Regions from separate parts of the Homo sapiens genome. Here region 2 is linked to region 1. A link is a loop called in an ENCODE intact Hi-C map of the cell type or tissue named here. Cell type or tissue: B cell. All regions are shown on one strand. Each heading gives the region's core, and the rest is flanking DNA. Links, peaks and the distances in the headings are about the cores only. Region 1 holds the start of MAP9 (microtubule associated protein 9). Region 2 has its middle 6.9 kb from the start of FGG.

Evidence for each region. Peaks named below come from ENCODE experiments on the same cell type or tissue, not always from the same donor. Only the 100,000 strongest peaks of a DNase experiment are listed, where the experiment ranks them.
Region 2: it touches region 1 in a loop (6-fold over the local background); 4 of 110 quality-filtered maps call a loop at or near these places.

What each region holds. Positions count from the first base shown.
Region 1 is chr4:155,374,308-155,380,711 of GRCh38, reverse strand. MAP9 (microtubule associated protein 9) reads left to right here and starts at 3,747. Exons shown (of 14, transcript NM_001039580.2): 1 at 3,747-3,941; 2 at 4,798-4,936; 3 at 5,691-5,775. The coding sequence starts at 4,862. RefSeq lists an enhancer at 3,865-4,294. In B cell, for the core only: no CTCF peak of the experiment used is centred there; a DNase peak (open chromatin) is centred at 3,841; H3K4me3 peaks cover 1,519 bases; H3K27ac peaks cover 1,918 bases.
Region 2 is chr4:154,616,383-154,622,786 of GRCh38, reverse strand. No RefSeq gene overlaps it. Among named protein-coding and RNA genes, the nearest start is that of FGG, 6.9 kb to the right of the region's middle. RefSeq lists an enhancer at 5,782-5,931. In B cell, for the core only: a CTCF peak has its summit at 3,906 (motif pointing right); a DNase peak (open chromatin) is centred at 3,886.

The DNA of each region.
Region 1 (6,404 bases), core at 2,534-5,033:
TGTTGAGTTTATTTGTCCCATTCCTCTTTTTATTGAAAGACTCAGCTTTTCTATCCAATGTTGTAGTTTTTAATCTTTGGGTTTTATACAACAGAAGTTATTTTAGGGAGGGGGGTAGTTGTTACATGAATATGTACTAATTTCTGCCTTTTATTTTTATAGTTTTAGAAAATGTCTCCAAGGAAAGGGAGGCTTATTTCTTCTGAGTGGCTGGCTTAAGTCACAGGCTTGTATCTGTCAGTAATTTGGCCATAGTCATTGGCATTTTAGGTCACTGCCTAGTGCACACATGATTATCTATGTAGTATATAATCATAAAATGATTATATGTTGTATATATATATGATTATATATACATATATATACACATATATAATCATATATACATATATATGTATACATATATACTACATTACATATGTAGTATATATATAATCAGTGTACATATATACTATGTACATATGTACAGTATACATATATACTATGTATACATCATATATGTATAATCAGTATACATATATACTACATTATATATGTAGTATATAAAAACATTTTATACCTTAGTAGATTTTTGCCTTTTGCTCACATTGATTAGGCTACAGAATATTTTAGAGCAAAGGCGAAGAACTTTTTCTCCTGGAAGCTGCCAAGGGTGGTGTTCAATTTTGAACACGGCACAACCAGAAAACAAATTGAATTTTTGTTTTTCTTCTGTTAACTAAAACTCTTTATTGACTACCAGAAATGATTATTCATTGCAATTTAACAAGTATTTGTGTTCCTCTTGTGTGCCACAAAATTTGCCTAGGTACTGTGAGTGTAAAGATGAAACAGATAAGATTACTATTCTTGTTGAGGCTCAGTCTAGTCATTGTTTTTTAAACAGAATAGAACATATCAGAGTGGGACACCGTAAGGGAAAGAATGATTTGATGAAGTTATTTCACATACTGTGTGTGTATATACATGTACAAAATGTTTCTTATTGTAGGTCTTGTTCAAAAAAGTTTGATAGCCATTACTCTAGTGCGGTGGTTTTCAATTGAGGTGATTTTGTCCTTCAGAGGATATTTGACAATGTCTAGAGATATTTTTGATTGTCACAGCTTGGAGGGTGCTACTGGCATCTAGTGGGGTGGAGAGTGGGATGCTGCTGACCATTCTACTATGCACAGGACAGCCCCCACAGCAAAGAATGATTCTGCTCAAACTGTCAATTTTGAGAAACTGCTGCTGTTAAGAAACTGATTCTAGTGGAAGAGACAGGCACGTAAACACATGAAAGAGAATAGGGACGGGAATTAGAGGGAAGGTGGAAGGTGAGCTTGGTAAGGAGAGGGAAAGCGGGGGAACCACAGTTACTGACTCACCAGCTCTACTGGGCACTGTCCTGAGTGGGGAAATAATTTTATCATATGTATTTGTGCAAAGTATTGTATGAAATCTTTAAAATGGCACTGGAAGGGGTTGGTATTATCCCAACCTATGAATGCACAAACTGGGGTTAGGAGTGTCTAAGTAACATACCTGAGGTCACACAGAAAGTTGCGAGCTGGGGCCGGGCATGGTGGCTCATGGCTGTAATCCCAGCACTTGGGGAGATGGAGGCAGGAGGATCGCTTGAGCCCAGTAGTGGGCAAAAAAAGTGAGATCCTGTCTCTAAAAATAAAATAAAATTGTAAGCTGGGATTGATGCACTATTACTCTGAAATACGTTGGGTCAAAGAATTTGGATGATCAATGGACAAGTTTTGTGTCCCAGAGGAATGATGAAGTGAGAAAGTTGAAAGTGCTGAAGAAAGAACTCCATAAGCTACATTGTGGGACTTGGGCTAGCTAGGAAAGGGAAGCAGGAAGCAAAGAGAGCAACTGATAAATTGGGGGAAGATGTGAAAAGCTCAAGAGTCTGGACATCTTAGATGAGATACATGCATTAAAAAAAAAAGAAAGAAAGAAAAAGTAAAAAAAAAAAAAAAGAGTCTAGATGTCTTGATGAGTTCCTAAATAGAAATAACAAGAGAAGAATAACTAAAAAAGGAAGCCATGGGCCTTTTGGAGTGGAGTATTACAGTTTAAGACTTCCAGTACGGAGCCCCACAATTAGGGGTATGGACAAGTGAAAGTCTTGGAGTATTGAGCAAAGAATTCTATTGAATGGAACATGGCCACACCATACCTTGGTGTGATCTCAGGTATTGGATAGGTTGGCTGTAGATATTCAGTGAATGTGGGAGAAGGGCCTATATATCTATTGATGACAGAAACTGAGAAATAGAACATAGAATATTGGCTTGTGAGGAGGAAGGGTTTGGAGTAATAGGAGAGCAGTCACTGAGTATGTGAGGACCTAGGAGAACTTAGAAATCTTCCTTCTACAGCAGTCCCTATTTGAAAAGCCCTCAGGGAGATAGTTTATTCAGAAAATAGTTTTGCTTAGCTAAGATAAGAATGCGATTATAGAGGAAAAAGTGAGAGAATGTTTTACAGTGGAAAGGAGGTTCCAGGAGCATGAGGTGAACCTGGAAGGGTTCAACAGTAGTGCCATGAGTTAATAGAAAATAGGGAGCATTTTCTATTCTGGGTATGTGTGTGTAGAGGTGGTGTACATTTTCAGCTTCATAAATGGATACAGATGAGTGGACATATATATATAATATATTATATAATATATATTATATATATAATATATTATATAATATATATAATATAATATATATATACTATTAGTTCTGTCCATCTAGAGAACCCTGATTAATACAGCATTGTATTTTACTAAATTTCTTATTTCTTGTTATGCACATTTAGTTTTTCAATACATTGATTTATTAAATTTCTATCTCAATGTGATTTGTTTATACAAAATTGAATTAGTGAAATATTAACATATTTTAGAGATGTGGAAAAAATACCAGGTATGAGTTTAATTACTAGTCAATGAATTCATTCAGATAATTCAACTAGGATTAAGCTTTTTAAAAATTAAAAATAGTAAAAATTCATATTATTTTAAAGACTTTCAATAAACGTTTTTGGTTTTTATTTGCTTTAAGAATTTCCTATGCGAATTAAATGATGTTGATTTTGTTTACTTTAGTAGCACATGCTCTTTTAGCCTAGTGGATCATTTTGTTTGGTTTGATTGGAATAAGATTACTCACTAAGTATACAAAGAGGGGGAGTTTTACATTCAAGTAAGATGTCAAATGGGCTTTCAGTTGTGTCCACAAGAGCTGAGGTCTCTCCAGGCCCTTTGCGGCTTAGTTGCATGAAGAGCATATCTAATATCGAATACAATTCCAGGCACTCTTCCAAGTGTTCCACTTGTATTATTTCATTCAATTTTACAGCAACCTTTCAGGTGTCTATTATTAGTACACTTTTGTTTTCCCCCAGAAGAAGAAACTGAGTCATAAAGACCTTAACTTGGGACAATCACGTGTGTAGGAAAGGGGTACCAGGATTCAAACCTGCAGTCGGAAACAGGGTTCTGCAAACTCACTACCGTACTATTCTGTCCCATCCACTGACACCGTACTTCGATTCAGAGAACTTCACGTCCTAACTGTGGCAAAACGACGAATGTGCTTTATTTGCAACACGTGCAGATAAGGACCCTTACTCTATTGGCAAGAGTAAGGCTATCTGGGTGGGAGTTGGGCGGGTCCTGTCTCCTAGGCAACAGCACATGCACACAAGCGACCAATAATGAGCCCCTCTCCAAAGACCCAGGAAGGTGATGTCACTTCCTTCGTCTGGGTGGTTGCCCCAGCGACACGTTGGGCCGAAGAGCGGTGTTGGGTACCCGAGAGACCCGGCGGTGGGGAAGTCACTTCCTCCCGAAGACGCTGTTTCCTAGCAACCGCCCTCCGCCTCTGTTATTAGCCCCTCCTCCTCGCTCGGTCCAGGACCGGCTCTGCGGGCGCCGCCAGGCCCAGACCAAGGTGAGCAGCTCCTACCCGATGCTTGGCTCTTGATTCTCAGGGTCGCGGAGAACTGGCCGCGGGCGTCCGGGGCCGGGAACAGAAAGCGGGACCTGGGGGCCATGGGGGATCCGGACAGAGACCGCGCTTGGACGTGCACGGGCCTGGCGTTCGCTGGTGCTCAGCATACGGCGCGGTGAGGAGCGGCGAGCACCCGGACGTCACCTGGCCTGGTAGGGAACGGAACCCGGGGCGCACAACGCTATGGGCGGCCCTGCCAGGCCTCTGCTCCGAGTACGGGAAACCGCGATTTTAATGCGGCTCATCGCGAAAGCTTCGTCGTTTTGTCTGGCTCTCTTTAACACTTTTGTGAGAGGAAAAATTGGCTTGCAATACATCTCGCTGGCTGTTTGCGGGTTAGCATTACGATCTTTTTCTTTGAATAGCGCTGTATGCAAATATATAGATACATTTTTTTTTTGGTGGTGGTGCTCATAATTTTTACGCCGACGATCCTTTTGATGGCCTTTTAAATAAGACGTGACTTATTTTGAAGGCAATGTTATACTTTAGAAGAGAGGTGAAAAATAAGGTGTTCTATTTTAATTGGCAGCATTTTGTCGTATTAACTTGTAATCATTTATTTGCAGACTTTTTAAGTAGTTGCAAAACTATTTTAGGATAACTTCCATTTGAATTTTTTTAAACAAGCTTGTTATGAGAATTTGCTATTTCTTTACAAGAACCTTTTTAAGTGAAGATGTAGCCCAATGTTCATATCAGATGCTTTTCTTTGACCTTTGTGGGGAGAGTAGAATCAAATGTAATAAAATAAATTCTGAAGCATGCGAAGTCTGATTTGTTTTGTATATTTCAGCTACTATCAGAAGTTGAATTCTAATAATTAGCTATTTTATAAAGGTAACGAGAAAAAATACACTATGTCTGATGAAGTTTTTAGCACCACTTTGGCATATACAAAGAGTCCAAAAGTTACCAAAAGAACTACTTTCCAGGTAAAGTATTTTTATTTGGAATCATTTCACAGTGTAAACACTGTATTAGATGGGTTGAAATTGGTGATTCTAGAACAGTCCTATATAAAGCAGGGGTAAATCTTATATTACTTTTGAGGTTTTGCACATGATCATGTTTGGGCTCCATCCAGTATTACAAACTCCCCTATATGGTTTTAAGACTACCAAAGTAGCCTCAATACTAGTTTCCTACTAAGTTAAAAGTTGAATCGCAACCTTAAATTGCCATTTTTATATAAAAACTTTTTTTTCTGTTGTAACATAATGTTTAAGTTTTTTTTTCTGTTGAGTCACTGCAATTTTGAACTCAGCCTCTAAGTTTGCAATATTGATTGCATCCATTTCTGAAATATGCCGAGACAAAAGCTCTTAAAAATACCAATTTCTTTCAAAATACCAGTTTTTAATAAATTATAATCTAAATTGAGCCCCTTCTTATTTGTTACCCTCCAGCTCTAATTATAACCTGCAATTAATTTGTTCCATAATGTGTGTCTCCTCTAGTTAAACTGCGAGCTCCATGAGGAAGGGCTCTTGTCTGTGATGCTCTGCATTGAGTATGAGGCGTAAAGTGGGTACATGGCATAAAGTGAGCTTGCAGGAAATATTTGTTAGATGAATGAAACCTAAGTTTGAAAGCAGTCGTTAATCAAGCATTGTTTGTTTAAAGAATTACTTGTGAATATGATACCTCCATGTTTGGATGGAAATTGATTTCAGTATCTCATTTCAGGATGAGCTAATAAGAGCAATTACAGCTCGCTCAGCCAGACAAAGGAGTTCTGAATACTCAGATGACTTTGACAGTGATGAGATTGGTATGTGACAGTATGGAAACGTGAACCACTTTTCTTCTTTTTGCTTCCTTAGTTTTGTATTTAGCCAGCCCCCCAACCACCCATCCCCTCAATCACGTATGTTAAAATAATACCTAAGCATTCACTAATTTTAGATTTTCAACTTTTTAATTAGTAGAAAGCCACTCTTAATTTTCAGGAAGTTGTATGATTTTCTTTTTTTATTGTTGTTTTGTTTTCTGAATGTGTATACGAAAATATAAATTAATTGATGGCAGGTTTGCAGTAAAAGGATGGCTGCCAGTGGTAAACCACATTGAAGAAGACAGGTTCATCTTTAAGATCAACCCTAGGAGGTGCTACAGCTAGTTAGTAACTAGTCCCACAGAACTAAACTTCGGTGCACATTAGAAGTGCTTTTATAAAGCTTGCTATAAATCAGATTTTTTTTGGCTGTGATAAGGGGTAAATTTAAAAACCACAGACTCTTCGTGTTTCATATATCAGTACTATTATAATTTGGTTTCTCTTAGCTATGTAAACATATTAACATTTTAGTTTCAGGTATAAGCATACAGAATTCTAAACTTGGTGTTTTTGTTTGTTTGTTTTTGTTTTTGAGATGGAGTCTCGCTCAGTTGCTCAAGCTG
Region 2 (6,404 bases), core at 2,576-5,075, 760 kb after region 1:
CTTAAAATACAGTTCTTTTCTTGTCTTTTTTTTTTTTTTTTTTGAGACAAAGTTGAGACAGGGTTTCACTCTATCACCCAGGCTCTGAAAAGCAATGCAGTGATTCAAACACAGTTCACTGCAGCCTGGACCTATTGGGCTCAAGGAATCCTCCTGTCTCAGCCTCCTGTGTAGCTGGGACCACAAGCACACACTGCCACGCCCATCTAATTTTGTTACTTTTTGTAGTCTCGTTTTGTTGCCCATGCTGGTCTTGAACTCCTGGGTTTAAGCAATCCTCCCACGTCAGCCTCCCAAAATACTGGGATTACAGGCGTGAGCCACAGCACCCAGCTAGAATAGAGTACTATATTTCTAAATTATTTGAATTTTGGTTTGAATTAGCCCTAATAAACCCTATGTATTCATCAAAATCTGTAATGACATATGCAACATAAAAATCCATTCACAATGAAATCCAACAGTTTCCTCCAAGCATCTCAGGAAATTCAGCACAACTAGATTATATCACAGAATGTACTAATTAACAAAATCTATTTACTAGACAGCCTACCCATTTCTGGCACCACAGAACATGAAATGTGTTAAATGATTACCACTCATTCTGTATTATCTGACATATCTAACAGCAAAGGTTTCATATGTATGTATATGTATATATAATGTGTATACATATATCTGTGTATATATATATAAAATACTGTTTATAATTCTTTCATTTGAAAGCATTCCAAGACACAGATAAACAGCTAAATCACATCCAAGCGGTGTCATTTGGAGATATGAAAGTCTTTGGCTTTTGTGTAGGCACAGGGCCATGAGGTAGAGTCAGAGCCATTCTTCCCCTCTCTGCCTGTTCTGCCAGCTCTTAAATTCAGTCCACATTCTGTCCTCAGGTTGTTTTCTCCTTGGAAACTCACTTCACCCTCCATCAGCTCACCACTAGTTCTCATTCCCAAAGCTCTATCATCTCCAGCATTCTGACGCCATCTCCTCTTACAGGTCTCACTCCCATCCAAACTTAAAATGTTGGAAATTGGACTCTTCATTTTCTCTCTTCAGCAGACCAGTTCCTCTTCTTGTTTTCCTATTCATGTTAGTGTTCTCCCATATTTACTGTTTCTCAGAGTTATTATCTGTGAAACTTTTACCCCTCTCCTACGTGTTCATTCAGTCTTTCCCTAAGTCCTTTCTATTCTATTTCTGTAAAGCGATTGAATTTCTTGAACACCTACTTCTGTAATGTGTTAAGGCACTGGGGCTTGGGGCCAGTCTACTTTTTATTCTTTGGGCAGCATTGATGCCATATTCATCAATAAAGCAATATGCATCATTAAACTGGATTATCCACAATCTATTTTGTTTTTGTTTTGTTTTTTATTTTCATAGATTTAGGGGTTACCAGTGCAGTTTTGTTACACAGATATATGGTTTAGTGGTGAAGTCTGGGCTTTTAGTGTAACCATCATCGGAATGATGTACATGTACTCAATAGGTAATTTCTCATCCCTGACCCCTCTCCGACCCTCCCACCCTTTGGAGTCTCCAGTGTCTATTAATCCACTCTGTATGTGCATGTGTGCAGATTTTTAGCTCCCACTTATAACTGAGAACATGCTGTATTTGTCTTTTTGTTTCTGAATTACCAAAATCTAATTTTAAACTTCAATAGAAAAAAACTGATACCGTTGGTTTTTAAATTCTTTTTGCAACAAGAAATGATTATGGCATATCTTCAGTATTAAATACTCTAACAAAGAGGAAGTATACAAGATTTGAGATTGTCTAATGGAAATAAGGCCTTCTTAGGTAAAGCAGGTATGGTTACTCTCCTGTGTAGGGCAGTGGTTGTCCTATTTTACTGTGTATAATAATCATCTGGGGAAGTTTGTTAATAAAATGAAGATTCTTGGGGTCCACTCCCAGATACTCTTCTTCGGTAGATCTGGAAAGGGGCTGAGGAACCTAACATTTTTAACAAAGTGAAACAGAGTAATCTAAGGAGCATTTTAAGAAATAGTCGCTTAGAAGAAATTCTAAGTACTTAAAATAGAAATAAAACGTCTTTACGTCATTAAATGGCTTTATACAACTTCTCTTAGTTACCTAATTTGTATTTGATCCCATAATTCTCTTCTAATAGCTGACTGTTTTGTAAAATTCTCTTTTTAGATTCTGATGTCTTCAGTTTCCGGGTTTTTCTCAAGTTTAAATTTCAGTCTTGGTAGAAGTAATACCTTAGGCGAGCTCAGTCTTTCCTACCTTACTTCATATGAGTTTACCAGATCCTGTCATTGGGAGAGCAGGAAGTAGAGAGGGATTCCTGAATGGAGAAAGAAGGGACCACAACAAACCTAAGTAGGGCTGGGTGCTGGGGCCAGGCTGGAATGCACTGGTGCATTTCCTGACAGTAACCATAGGCTGTGGCAGCCTGAGGCCCAGTGGCAAATTCTAGTTGAGAAATGGAGTGCAGTGGGTGACACAAGGTCCTGCAATAGTGTCCCAAATGTAGGTCATGACCACTTGCTGACTTGGAGCACAGCTGAGTGAGCTGAGCTAAAGCATGGGACCAAGACAGACAAACCTAAGGAAAGGGCCAGGTGAAGGTTACTTGGCTTTCTCTATGACACATTCTAGCCCTAGTTCTGCGTATTCTAGAGAATATGCACAACACAATGCTATAAACTCCCTCATTTCCCTATCTTCTAGGATTTGACTGACCTTTGTTAAAGTTGTACTGTTTGGTTAGGGCAGCCCACCTGTTCCAGTCAAGCAGGAGTGGTTCAGAGGCCTATGTGGAGCTTTCTCTCCTTATAGTTTATAAAGCAAATCAGGAGAAACAGTGACCAATGGCTCTAGGCAATTCCTCCTAGTGTTGTGATATTCTAGGACTTGCCCACTCTATTTTATGTTTATCATTCAAACTTGGAGTTGTTTTAAAATGTGACACAATTTTGCTTTAGTTTTCCAAAAATTAAATACATATAAAGTTTCCTTCAGTCAAAAAATCACGGTGAATGTCTTGCTCCTCTCCTGATCCACTCAAATGGAGTCAGGAGGATCACCGTGGTCCCTCCCCAGTACTCTCCATCAGCTCTATCACTGACCCACACTGTGAGATCTGATTGCCTTGCTACAGATTTTTGCTCTGAAACAGATGGTTTTGAAATGGGTGTATTTCCTTTTCTTGAATGATTTTGTTATCTGCTTAATGGTCATGTTCTCTGCCTCAAACTGCATTTTAGTATTTTATGTTAGTGTTTTAGTAATATTTAGTAATTCTTAATATTTTAGTAAAATATATTTTATTCACTCAACAAATATTTATTGGGTGCATTGATCAAGCACCACAGATAATAACAGATTAAAAATCCTTGCCTTCATGAGGCTTACATAAAATTTACTTTAATTAAGGTATTATTATATGATTATGAAGGTATTTAATTAAGGTATTATATAATAATAATTGTATAATAATTAAAATACCTTTTATGTCAGCCTCATGAAGGCAAAATTTTGAAATTTTATGGGATATGCTACCTCAATCCAATTTATAAGATATACCTAACAAGTTATATTGGCCTTTTTTTTTTGGAGAAGCTTAAATACAAGGCTGAGAAGTTTATATTTAATTAGACAGGAAATGGGAATTCCTCAGAGGATTTTGATGAAGAGAATGGCATAACTCGCAAGCTCAATAGTAATGTGTAGATGGTCATTGTGGTATTTTCTGGCTAACTTGCGCAGTGTTCCTCTCTTAGTATACTTCTCATTCTATTACTTACCTACACTTGTCAAATCTCTGACAGCTCTAAATGAAAAAATATGTGTCTGTTGGCTTTAAATCATTCATCCTCCAGATGTATTGGGGCCTGCAGGTGGCAATAGTGAGCCAGCCATGAGCTTTGTAACTAGCCTCACCAGAAACCCAGCAAATGTCACCTTAACCTAGAGTGCTGCCCGACCACCATATCTAAAACAGCACCTCCTCTAGTCTTTCATTTCCTTAATCCTTCTTCATTTTTGTTCACAGCCCGTGTCACCAACTGACATTATATAATATTTTGTTTATATCCTCTTTCTCTCCACTAGAATGTAAACTTATCAGCAGCGACTTTGGTTCATTGTGTAGAACAGGGCCTGGCAAATAGTATATGCCCAATATGTATTTACTAAGTGAATGACCACTTTGATCTGAGCATCCAGCAGAGGAACACCATGGGACAGTGTGCAGTTACCCGGCAGCCAAATTTTGTGGTGCATATTTGATTCAGCATTATTTTAGATATTATCCTAGATAAATTCTATAAAGTTTCTCGGTCAGAGCTAGAAATGGCTTAACATATCAGGTTAATATGAGGAGGGGTATGGGGCCTTCCATAGCCATAATTAGATGATGTAGTATTAAATATCAATAAAGTACTAATGAGGAAATTAACCTTATAAAGCATAGTGAGATCCACAGGAAGTATTGATATGTAAATATCAGGTAGTTTTCCGACGCAGAAGGATGCATAATTAAGCAATCGGTTTCCTGGATCTTGGTCAACAGAATTTCCTCTCTGCTGTTTATAAAAGGTAAAATGCAGTGTTCTAAATTTTGACCTAACCTTGTTTCTTTGTGAATGAGCTTGCTCTGGTCAGCCCTGAAGCCAGACCATTCTTCGGTAACTTGCAGCCATAGTGTTATCCATCAAGAGTGTGATTTACACTCTAGGCTTTCTTGCACAACATTCAATAAATATTTGGGTCTTTGACTTAATCTGGTTTTGCAAATCGTATCTTTGTTTACTTAGTAGAGGTCACTGCTCCACCACTCAAGGTAAAGTATACACAGAAATCTACACTTGAAGAAGACAGAGATATGTCACCTTTCATGGATGAAGCAAAGTCCTTCAAAATGTCAATAGAAAGTTAGCCTTTGTACACAGCAAATCCTATATGGATTTAACTTTGAAAGGACTATAGTGCAATTACACTAAGACAATAAACTAACCCAAGTAGTTAGAATTTAAAACAAAGATCTAAATCTTATAAATGTTTTGTTTGTCCTCATTCAAAATTGCAGGTTAAAGCAAATGTGTGCGTTAAGCTAGATAAGATGACTGAATTGCTTTGATGATCTGATAGCATTCTCTGTTCTTCTTATTTTCTCTCCTTCTTTAGAAATATATATATATTCCTCCAAAGATAGTTTATATGACAAAATAACTACAGTTTTTCTCAAACAGGGGCCTGTCCACTTTCAACATAGGCCAGTATTTCTACTCAAAGGCTTAAAAAGTTTCTTCTTTCCGGAGCACATTCTTGTGAATATAACTTGGCCCCTTGGTTGGTGGTGGTTTATTTTTCCCCCCAAACTCATTTGCTCTTGTAAATCTCCTGCTAATCATATTTAGTCATGAAAATTCTTTCATGGGGTGAGAGATTTAAAATCGTAGATTACACAAAGATGGAAAAACACAAACAAACCAGTAGCAGATACCAATGTGGCACAGCAAAACACTTAAATCCAACTTCTCTGTTCAATTTGTCTCAATCCAGGGCACCTCAGATCATTCCTTAGTCTCAAACTAGTATTAAAAATGGCTAATTTCCAGCCTCTTTGGCCTCTGTAATTGCCAATGGGATAATCCTTCTTTCTCTAGGCACCCAGTACTTTATTTCCTAAATTCCAATCACAGCAGAGATTTTTCAACATCCCTGCCGCTAGGACAGATCCCCCAAATGACACATGTAATGAAACTTTATGAAGTTAAGAAGTGCAAAACTCAACCTGTGGGTGCTGTTCTGCTGCCAGTGAGGGAGTCCATTTTACTTGTGCCCAATGTTGTTTTTGTCTTTGATTTACATAGTGAAACTAAAAGCACATTGTTCACAGACTACCAAGAAACTTTTGCGTTTTCACTTTCCCTGGGCTATTTTTATACACAAAGCAAATATTCTAACAGACAACTCTGTTGCCCTTAATGGGATATTTTTACTATTAGGTTGGACTGGCTTTCAGTATGCCAATAGGTCATTTTCTTTCTGCCAGTTTTTAGGAAATCCAGTTCTGAGGGTTCAGGCTATAAATTTAGCTTAGATCTAGAAATGGTTTACTTGTTAGAAAAACAGATATATCATTGTCGCCATTGATTTGAGCTTCCTTGACCACGCAGTGGCTGTCTCTCCCTTTAACTTACTGATGGAATTCAATTTATCAAGTCCTATTAAACTTGAACCATGCAGTTAGCATTGAAAAACTGCTTCCATCTAAAATTGGACTGAAGCCAGGTGCATTGGCACGTGCCCATAGTCCGAGCTACTCAGGAGGCTGAGGCAAGAGGATCACTTGGGCCCAGCAGTTCAGTTTGAGGCCAGACTGAGCAACAAAGCTAGGCTGCATCTCTAAAGAGAGAGAA